Linked DNA regions of Homo sapiens: region 2 is linked to region 1. Evidence: chromatin contacts called from ENCODE Hi-C or POLR2A ChIA-PET data. All regions are on one chromosome and are shown on one strand. Each heading gives the region's core, a stretch centred on a gene start or an enhancer-like site at or near the end of the contact. The rest is flanking DNA. Distances are from core to core; before and after follow the strand shown.

Region 1 (4,364 bases), core at 1,200-3,699:
CTTCTTCATAGACACTTTACCAGAGGGACGCTGTAGTAAAAGCAAGTCGAAACCCGTATCTGTCAAATATCAAATAATTATTGGAAAGGAGACACAAAACCATAATACATCTTATTTTTTGTAAACTCAAGGAAGTCACTGATCTCTGTCCTCAGCCACTTTGGACCATCACATTGCAGGAATAAAATGTAAGAATCCAGGATAGTAGAATCTGTAATTCCCAGAGCTCTGTTTGTTTTGTTGTGGTTTTATCTCAGCTTTATTGAAATATAATTGAGAAATAAAAATTGTATAAATTTAAAGTGTACAAGGTGATATTTTAATATACATACACACTGTAAAGTGATTACCACAATCAAGCTAACATATTCATCACTCCACAGAGTTATATTTTTTTGTTTGTAGTGCTGAGAACCTTTAAGATCTATTTTTACCAAATTTCAAGTATCTAATGTTGCCACTGAAAGTAATGGCAAACTGCAATTACTTCTGCACCAGACTAATATTATTATTATTATTATTATTATTATTATTATTAACTATAGTTACCATGCTGTACATTTGATCTCCAGAATTTATTCATCTTATACTGAAAGCTTGTACTCTTTGACCAATCCCCCCTTTCCCTAATCCCCCAGCCCTTGGCAACCATCTCCAGTCTCTGTTTCTATGAGTTTCTCTTCAGATTCCACATGTAAGTGAGATCATGTGGTATTTGTCTTGCAGTGTCTGGCTTATTTCACTTAGGATAATGTCCTCTAAGTTCATCCATGGCAGGATTTCCTTCTCTTTTAAGGTTGAATAATATTTCATTGTATATAAACATAAATATAAATACACACACACCATTTTTTCTTTATCCATTCATTCATCAATGGACACAAGTTGTTTCCCTTTTGGCTATTGTGAATAAACTGCAGTGAAAATAGAAGTGAAGATATATTTTCAAGAACTGTTTTTAATTCCTTTGGATACATACTCAGCAGTGAGGTGGGATTGCTGGATCATATTGTAGCTCTATTTTTAATTTTTTGAGGAACCTGTATACTCTTTTTTATAATAGCTATAGCAATTTAGAATCCTATCAACAGTATAAGGGTTTCTTTTCTCCACATTCTTGCCAACACTTGTCATTTGGCTTTTTGATAATAGCCATCCTAAGAAGTGTGAGGTGATGCCTCATTGTGGTTTTGATTTGCATTTTCCTGATGATTAATGATGTTGAGCACAGCACTTTTTCATACATTATAAAGCTACAGTAATCAAAACTGTATGTTACTGTCACAAAAACCAACACATAAACCAACAGAATAGAATGGAGAGTTCAGAAATAAAGCCATGCATGGGTACAAAAGTACTAAGGATACACAAGGGGAAAGCATAGTCTCTTCAGTAAATGGTGCTTGGAAAACCAGATAACCATATGCAAGAGAATAAAATTGGATTCTTATCTTACACAATACACAAAGTTCAACTCAAAATAGCCTTATACATACATAATATCTGAAGTCGTAAATATCCTAGAGGAAAACACAAGAAAAGCTTCATGACATTAGTCTTGACAATGATTTTATGAATATGACCCTCAAAGCATAGGTAATGAAAAACAAATATAAACAAGTGGGTCTACATCAAACTACAAAGTGTTTGCACAGCACAGGAAACAAACAACAAAATGAAAAGGCAACCTACAGGATGGAAGAAAATATTTACAAACCATATATACAATACATGACTAATAGCCGAAATACGTAAGGAAGTCACGAAAATCAATAGAAAAACATGCGAACAAACACAAGCACCTAAATAAAAATGTGGGTGAAGGGCCTGAATAAACCTTTTTTTAAAGGTCACATGCAAATGACCAACAGATATCTGAAAAAGTGCTCAAAACCAAAGCTCTGTTTTGTCCAGTATCCCCACTCCTATCACAGAGAAATTTGTCACCTTACCTGACAAAAAAAATGAGATCATTTCATCAGCCTCAAAATAAAGGACCCAAGAATATATTCCCAACCAATGTGGGAAATCCCTGCTGGTAGAAGACCATCCAGCAAGTGACGTCATCACCAGAAAGGCATTAAGGGACACAGTTTAAATGTTGCAAAGGATTTTAAAAGAATCAGGAGTGAGATAACACTCAGAAATAATTTTTAGTTTTATTATGTAAGATAATATTACTTTGTCAATGTAAGAAAATATTTTTGTCTTTCAGAGTAGATGCTATATTTGGTTCTGCCTCCCACTCCCCCCACCACTATCCTACTTTATTTCACAGAGGAGTCATTTTGTGGCCTCACAAGAGAGTTGGCCAATTCTGCTGAAAGATTGGCATTGACATTTGCTTGTGGGAGTGCCTGAGGACAGAGAAACCTCCCAGCTTGCATGACTAGGTTGGATAACTTCTTCTTCCTGTTTGCCAATAAACATTATGTTTGGCAGAAAACGGTTAAAGATTTGCTCCTATTGCAGCAGGCTGCCTGTTAATGAGAGGGATGTAGTCTTCCCTTCCCATAGCTGGAGTCTTTTAACACATACTGAAAAAAGACTTCATAGCTTCTAAAGGATCAAATTGGCTTATGTCAGTTTATAACAATAGGATTTTATCATTGACTGGCCATACTGACCTAGTAGTAATAAGATACTTTTCTTCCCGAGCTGTCTCTGAAATAGTAGCTGCTTCATGAACATCTTGTCTGATGAATTATTTTCTTAAATGACTCTCTTTTCTCTCAAAATCTGAAGGTGTTCTAAAAATACTAGCAGTTTAATCCAAGGTCCATTTTGCAAGGACTCTCAGTCAGCATATTTTACAGAGAGAATGGCTGGTGGAGTCATTTTACTAGAAGACATGACATGGCTTGAATTCCCAAATCAGATCACTGCAGGCCAGGTAGCAGGTCTTCTCTTAGCACTTTTCTCTTCACCTTTCCATGCAGCAGAGGGCAGTAGTGAACTGTGCATTTTTCTATGCTTTATTTCCTTTTGAAACATAAGCCAAATACATACAAGAATAATAATACATTTAAAAAATAATATTTAAACTATTCCACATGTATAGTATTTTTGCTTCACTGAACAAACGAATTTACCTGGGCCACAATCCAATAGATAGTAGCTAATTTTAGACTTCAGACTTGTGCTTGTTTGGACAACTTAGAATTTGAGTATAATGTTATATTGCAACTAGTCGTTAACAAATCAGGTGTGAGAAGAAATTAGACATTTCAGTGTTTTCTGAGAAACACAATTTCCTTAAGGAAATGTTGTGGCATAAATGTATTTTAGCTATATTTTAGGCTTAAAACATTGTGTTCTTCAAGGAAAATATCAAATCTTTCACAAAATTCTATCTTCTTTAAAAGTCTTTTTAATAAATTAAATAAAAATGATGTTTATTGTCAAACAACTACATGTATGGAACTAAAAAATTAGAGTTATGCAGTAGGAAAAAAAGCCCTCTGACTCACTTTTTGGTACTCACTATTTCTGTTTACCTGGGCTAGTCAATTTTAGCTTTTTAAAAGTTTCTTATTTTCTGGTATTTACCTATGTATTTGAAAATATCATGTTTATCCTAATATTTCCTTATTTTTTGTCTTAAATGTCATCTGTTGTCTTCCTAGTAAATAAGATGAAAAGTTAGCTCTTTTATACTCCTCTCTAATATCTCCTCTCCATATTCTTCCAAAATATCATTTAAAATTATTCAATCTTGGACCTTGTGCTTCACTCGTAGTAGGCAATTATTAACTATATATCTACTTGCAGGATATTTGAACCACTGAAAGGGGTTTCCAATAAAGAAAAGGTTATTCACATATATTTTAAAACATATGGAATGCAGCTAAGGCTGTGTTTAAGGCAACCTACAGGATGGAAGGCAACCTACAGGATGGAAGGAAAATTTGGAACTCAATCTTTTTTATGTCAATTTTTCCAAAATTGATCTATGGCTTGAATACAATCTCAATCAAAATTCCATCTTTTTTTGAAAATTTGTGCACTTTCTATAATGCAGATCCAGTATACTTATGGTAATCTCAAAAGAGAACAAATGAAAGCTATACAGTACCAGATGTAAAGACCTGTTACAAAAGCACAGCAATTAAGACAATGTAAGATTAGTACAAGCACAATCATACCAATGAACTAAAATATAGAGCCCAGAGACAGTTCCATACATGATATATGAGATGATATGTGACAAAAGCATTGTCGCAGTTCTGCGAGTTAGAAAGATCTAGGTCAACTGGAAATCTATATGGGAAATATGTACTTTGACCTACGATATATGGGATAGGCAAAAATTAGGGGTATATCATATACCTAAATATAAAAAGAAAAACAATAATTCTTCCTGA
Region 2 (4,364 bases), core at 1,059-3,558, 47 kb after region 1:
TTCCCAAAACTTTTAAATCATACAGCAGTGCTGGGGTGGTGGCTGACGCCTATAATCCCAGTATTTTGGGAGGCTGAGGTGGGCGGATCGGCTGAGGTCAGGCTTTCAAGACCAGCCTGACCAACATGGTGAAATCCCGTCTCTACTAAAAATACAAAATTAGGTGGGTGTGGTGGCGGGCACCTGCAATCTAAACTACTTGGGAGGCTGAGGCAGGAGAATCACTTGAACCCCGGAAGTGGAGGTTGCAGTGAGCCAAGATCACGCCACTGTACTCCAGCCTGGGCAACATGAGTGAAACTCTGTCTCAAAAAAAAAAAAAAAAGAAAAAGAAAAAAAGAAAAAAATCATACAGTATTGAGAATGTGTACAAGACTTGTTAAATATTTCCTGAAAAGAATGTTTCCCAGGCAGAGTATTCCAAAGAGTTTAAAAAATACTGCCTCATCTAAAAACCAGAGGGTTGATTCTAAGTCAGTGATGCCATCTGTTAGGTGGAGCCATGTTAAACAACTAGTTAGTTGGCTGATGTCACTCAGAGAGATGTCTTCCCTTTGGACAATCTAATCAAAGACAGTTTTATAATTTACAGAGTGGCAAAGAAATGCATAAATCCCCTTTCAGTATTAATTTAGCCTTCTGACAGTGAGATATGCTTGGAGAAACAGCATTCTTAGGGCTATTCATTTTCAAGTCATATACATTCTCCTAGCAGTCTTCCTTCCTGCTATTTTTATCATAACTCTCCAATATTCATTTGCAAAGATAAACACAGTTGCCGTATTTCTAATCTTAAGCCATTTATTTCAGTTAAGTTTCTGCAAAGTGAGACTAGTGGTTTTTTGTTGAGGATCAAGTAGAAAAACATGTTATGTGGTGTCATGTTTTTGTATTATATTTAAAATATATCTCAAAAAGATTTAGGTATAATTAAATTCTCTAGTTAATGTATACTCCAAAAATTCTGTTTAAATTGATGCTAGTAAGATGCAGCTGAAATTTAAATCTAGGTTTGCTGAGCTGAGTTTTGATTCTCCTTTCATTGGGCTACAGCTATTTGCACTCTTGCTAAAAATATGATGTAATTCAAGCAATTCAGTCAATGTAGTTTTGTGATGAAATCTTAGAAAAGGGAATTGTCAGATCAAAGGAAACATACATTAAAAATTTTGATATATAGTGTCAAAATCTTTCCAAAGGCTGAGTCAGTTACATTTTTCATGTGGGAGTTTTTGTTTATTCATGCCCTAGACAACTATGTATATTACTAGATATTAAAAGTTTTTAACAAATTGTTCCTCCAGTAGTTTAGATTTCTTAAGTGGTAAGTTATTTTGAGGACTTTAAAATGTTTTTTTAGACATGTATAGTTCTATTTTTATAAAATATCTTGTCTTTCTGTTCCTTTTACAAGAACTATTAGTTTCGAGACTGTCTCCAAAAAAAAAAAAAAAAGGTTTTTCTTATTGGTTTGTAAAATCTCATTGTATCTTAAAAATTAGCCTTAATTTATTGACATATAACTTAGTGTGGAATCAAATTTATACTCATGATAACACTCTTCCTAGTCACTTGCATGCCTCTATATATTCTTTAGTAGGAAAGAAGGGTACAGAAGTTATAGCTAACACACTGGGAATTCAACATAACTGGTGTATTTCATCTGTGCCTTTCTTTGCCTGTAGCACTATTTGCTTTATTTCCCATCAGAACTTTCTTTTTTGTCGAAATATGGATATGCTCATGGGAAAGTGTTACACATGGAAAAGTCATCTGCTATGAATGCCACAGAAGAAAACAATTCGAGAAATATTTATCTAGCATTTTATCCCTTTTTCCAGTTTGGAGTGGGGAGGGGGGCTGGATAGAGGTAAACAGAAGGAAGTGGGAGAGAACTCAGATGTATAGAGGTCAGATGACTTAAGAATCACGAGATTCAACAAAACCAAAGAGAGAGACGCTTTAGATTCCTTAAATTTTCACCCCTTCCCTGATACATTAGTTCTGTTGCCCTGGCATTCCATTTCTTCTTCAGATGCAAGCAAGAAAAAACAGCATCCTAAGAAGCTCCACAGCATTCTTGATATGGTTTCCCATAAAACCCCCTTGATAATTAGCTAATATGAAGCATTCACATGAGTTTATTTGGGAATTGGCTGATGTTTTGTTTTCCCTGTTGCTGCTGTTGAAATAGTTTGAGTCTGAAATCATTATGGCTGTGGTTACATTTCTTTGGCCAGAGGATGTTGTGAAAGCCTCCATCACCACAGAAACAGATGAATATTCCCCTGCTCATACTGGAAAAAAGTGAATTGGTGACAGCAGCTCAAGCTGCTACATGGGAGGCCTTGAGCCATGACTTGGGCTCGTGAGTTCATGTACCCAAACACAATGATCCATTTCCTCTCCTGCTGGACCCAGGATCCTTTGTGCACTGACCAATATTTGCAAAATTTTTTTAAAATTATTTTTCAGATTTCTGATGGCTTTTGTAAAGAAAGGATGTTCTCATTTATCCCGTCTGGAAAAAGAAACCTCTTTAATGAAGCTGAGGATTAAAATTCCTACGTTCTGATTTTTCGAGTTGTAATCTTTCCACTCCTGTTCCAAAATAATGAATGTAATAACACAAGATTTATAAACACAAATAAGCAAAAAACAACAAAAAAAGAAATGACTCACTATGTCAGCAAGGCCATATTAATCCTGTTGACATTGTAGTGAATAGATAGTTTCTTTTATATAAACTTATGTTTTAAGATCTTTAAAAGCCTTGGTTTAATTAAAGGTAACAAAAAAGAACAAAGGATCAATGATTTTAATATATACAGATAACATAGTATTTTGTGATTACTATAAATTATATGAATTTATATGAATCATTCATCTTTATGATATTAAAAAAATCAAATATGGGCCGGGTGCAAGTGACTCATGCCTGTAATACCAGCACTTTGGGAGGCCGAGGCAAATCACCCGAGGCCAGAAGTTTGAGACCAGCCTGGCCAACATGGTGAAACCCCATCTCTACAAAAAAATTAACTGGGTGTGGTAGTGAACGCCTGTAATCCCAGCTACTCGGGAGGCCGAGGCAGAAGAATCACTTGAACCAGGAAGCGGAGGTTGCAGTAAGCCAAGATCATGCCACTGCACTCCAGCCTGGGCAACAAAGCAAGACTCTGTCTAAAAAGAAAAACAAAATCAAATATGCAATGCAGCAGTGTGGCTGAACTCGGCTAACTTCAGAAGATAGGTCTTAGTTTGGTGTCTTAGTCCATTTACTGCTATAACAAAAACACCATAAACTAGCTGACTTATAAACAACAGGCATTTATTTCTCTCAGTTCTGGAAGCTGGGGAGTCCAAAATCAAGATGCTAGAAGATTCTGCCTCTGCTGAGGGCCTGTTCCATCTAGATGGATTCTTTTTATTTTTTGGAGACAGAATCTCACTCTGTCGCCCAGGCTGGAGTGCAGTGGTATAATCTCAGCTCACTGCAACCTCTGCCTCCCGGGTGCAAGCAATTCTCCTGCCTCACCTTTCCAAGTAGCTAGGATTACAGGCATGCACCACCACACCCAGCTATTTTTGGTAGAGACAAGATTTCACCATATTGGTCAGGATGGTCTCTAATGCCTGAGCTCAGGTGATCCATCTACCTTAGCCTCCCAAAGTACTGGGATTACAGGCGTGGGGTACCGCGCCTGGCCTAGATGGAGTCTTGTCGTCACAGGGTGGAAGGACAAGGAAACTCTCTGGGGCCTCTTTTATAAGGACACTAATGTTGATGATGAGGCTCCACCCACATGATCCAATCACCTCCCAAACACCCCACCTCTCACTACCATCACCTTGGGGGATATAATTTCATCACACAAATTTGGGCAGGATACAAACATTCAGACCATAGCATTCGGCTATTCAGTTAACTCAGTCATGAGTCTTTTGTTAAACGTCAGTTAGCTTCTCTAAGCCTTAATTTGCCCATCTCTAAAATGAGGCTTGTTGATCTCTCAGCTCTTTCTAAAATCCATGCGTACATGTTTCTGCTCAAAAGCAAATGTTTAGGAAATCTCCATACCCACAATCCCAATTTTGTAAGTGAAAAGACTAGTTAGAAGAGCTTAATTTACCATCTCAGAAACATAAACAATGTCCAATTAAGTGTTATTTTTAGTCACAGATAGCTTTTGTTTTTTGAGAAAATCGAGAAAACGACTCTTTCATTGCAAGGATGCTATCTGTTGCATAGTTTAATATTTTCTTTTAAAATGTGGTCACAGTCCTGAAAGTCTTCTGACATATAGTAAGATAGTATCTTTGTTTTCCTTGTAAAGAATGGTTTCATTATTTTTATTTTAAAA

What was found. Hi-C counts contacts between places; a loop is a spot of excess contacts on that map. ChIA-PET counts read pairs that join two places held with the same protein, here RNA polymerase II (POLR2A). Pooled maps may share reads with other maps.
Region 2: a loop to region 1 is called in a map of posterior vena cava, with 21 times the contacts of the local background. The contact joins two enhancer-like sites. A Hi-C loop is called at or near these places in 2 of 168 maps with a recorded cell type or tissue (OCI-LY7 and posterior vena cava) and 1 of 50 pooled maps. POLR2A ChIA-PET finds 5 or more read pairs at or near these places in 4 of 52 experiments (AG04450, BJ, Panc1 and 1 more).

What each region holds. Positions count from the first base shown.
Region 1 is chr5:39,711,347-39,715,710 of GRCh38, forward strand. No RefSeq gene overlaps it. Among named protein-coding and RNA genes, the nearest start is that of LINC02104, 190 kb to the left of the region's middle. Within about 2 kb of position 2,450, at least 3 of the 41 ENCODE cell types and tissues checked have a DNase peak (open chromatin) inside an H3K27ac peak, as active enhancers do.
Region 2 is chr5:39,758,768-39,763,131 of GRCh38, forward strand. No RefSeq gene overlaps it. Among named protein-coding and RNA genes, the nearest start is that of LINC02104, 240 kb to the left of the region's middle. Within about 2 kb of position 2,309, at least 5 of the 41 ENCODE cell types and tissues checked have a DNase peak (open chromatin) inside an H3K27ac peak, as active enhancers do.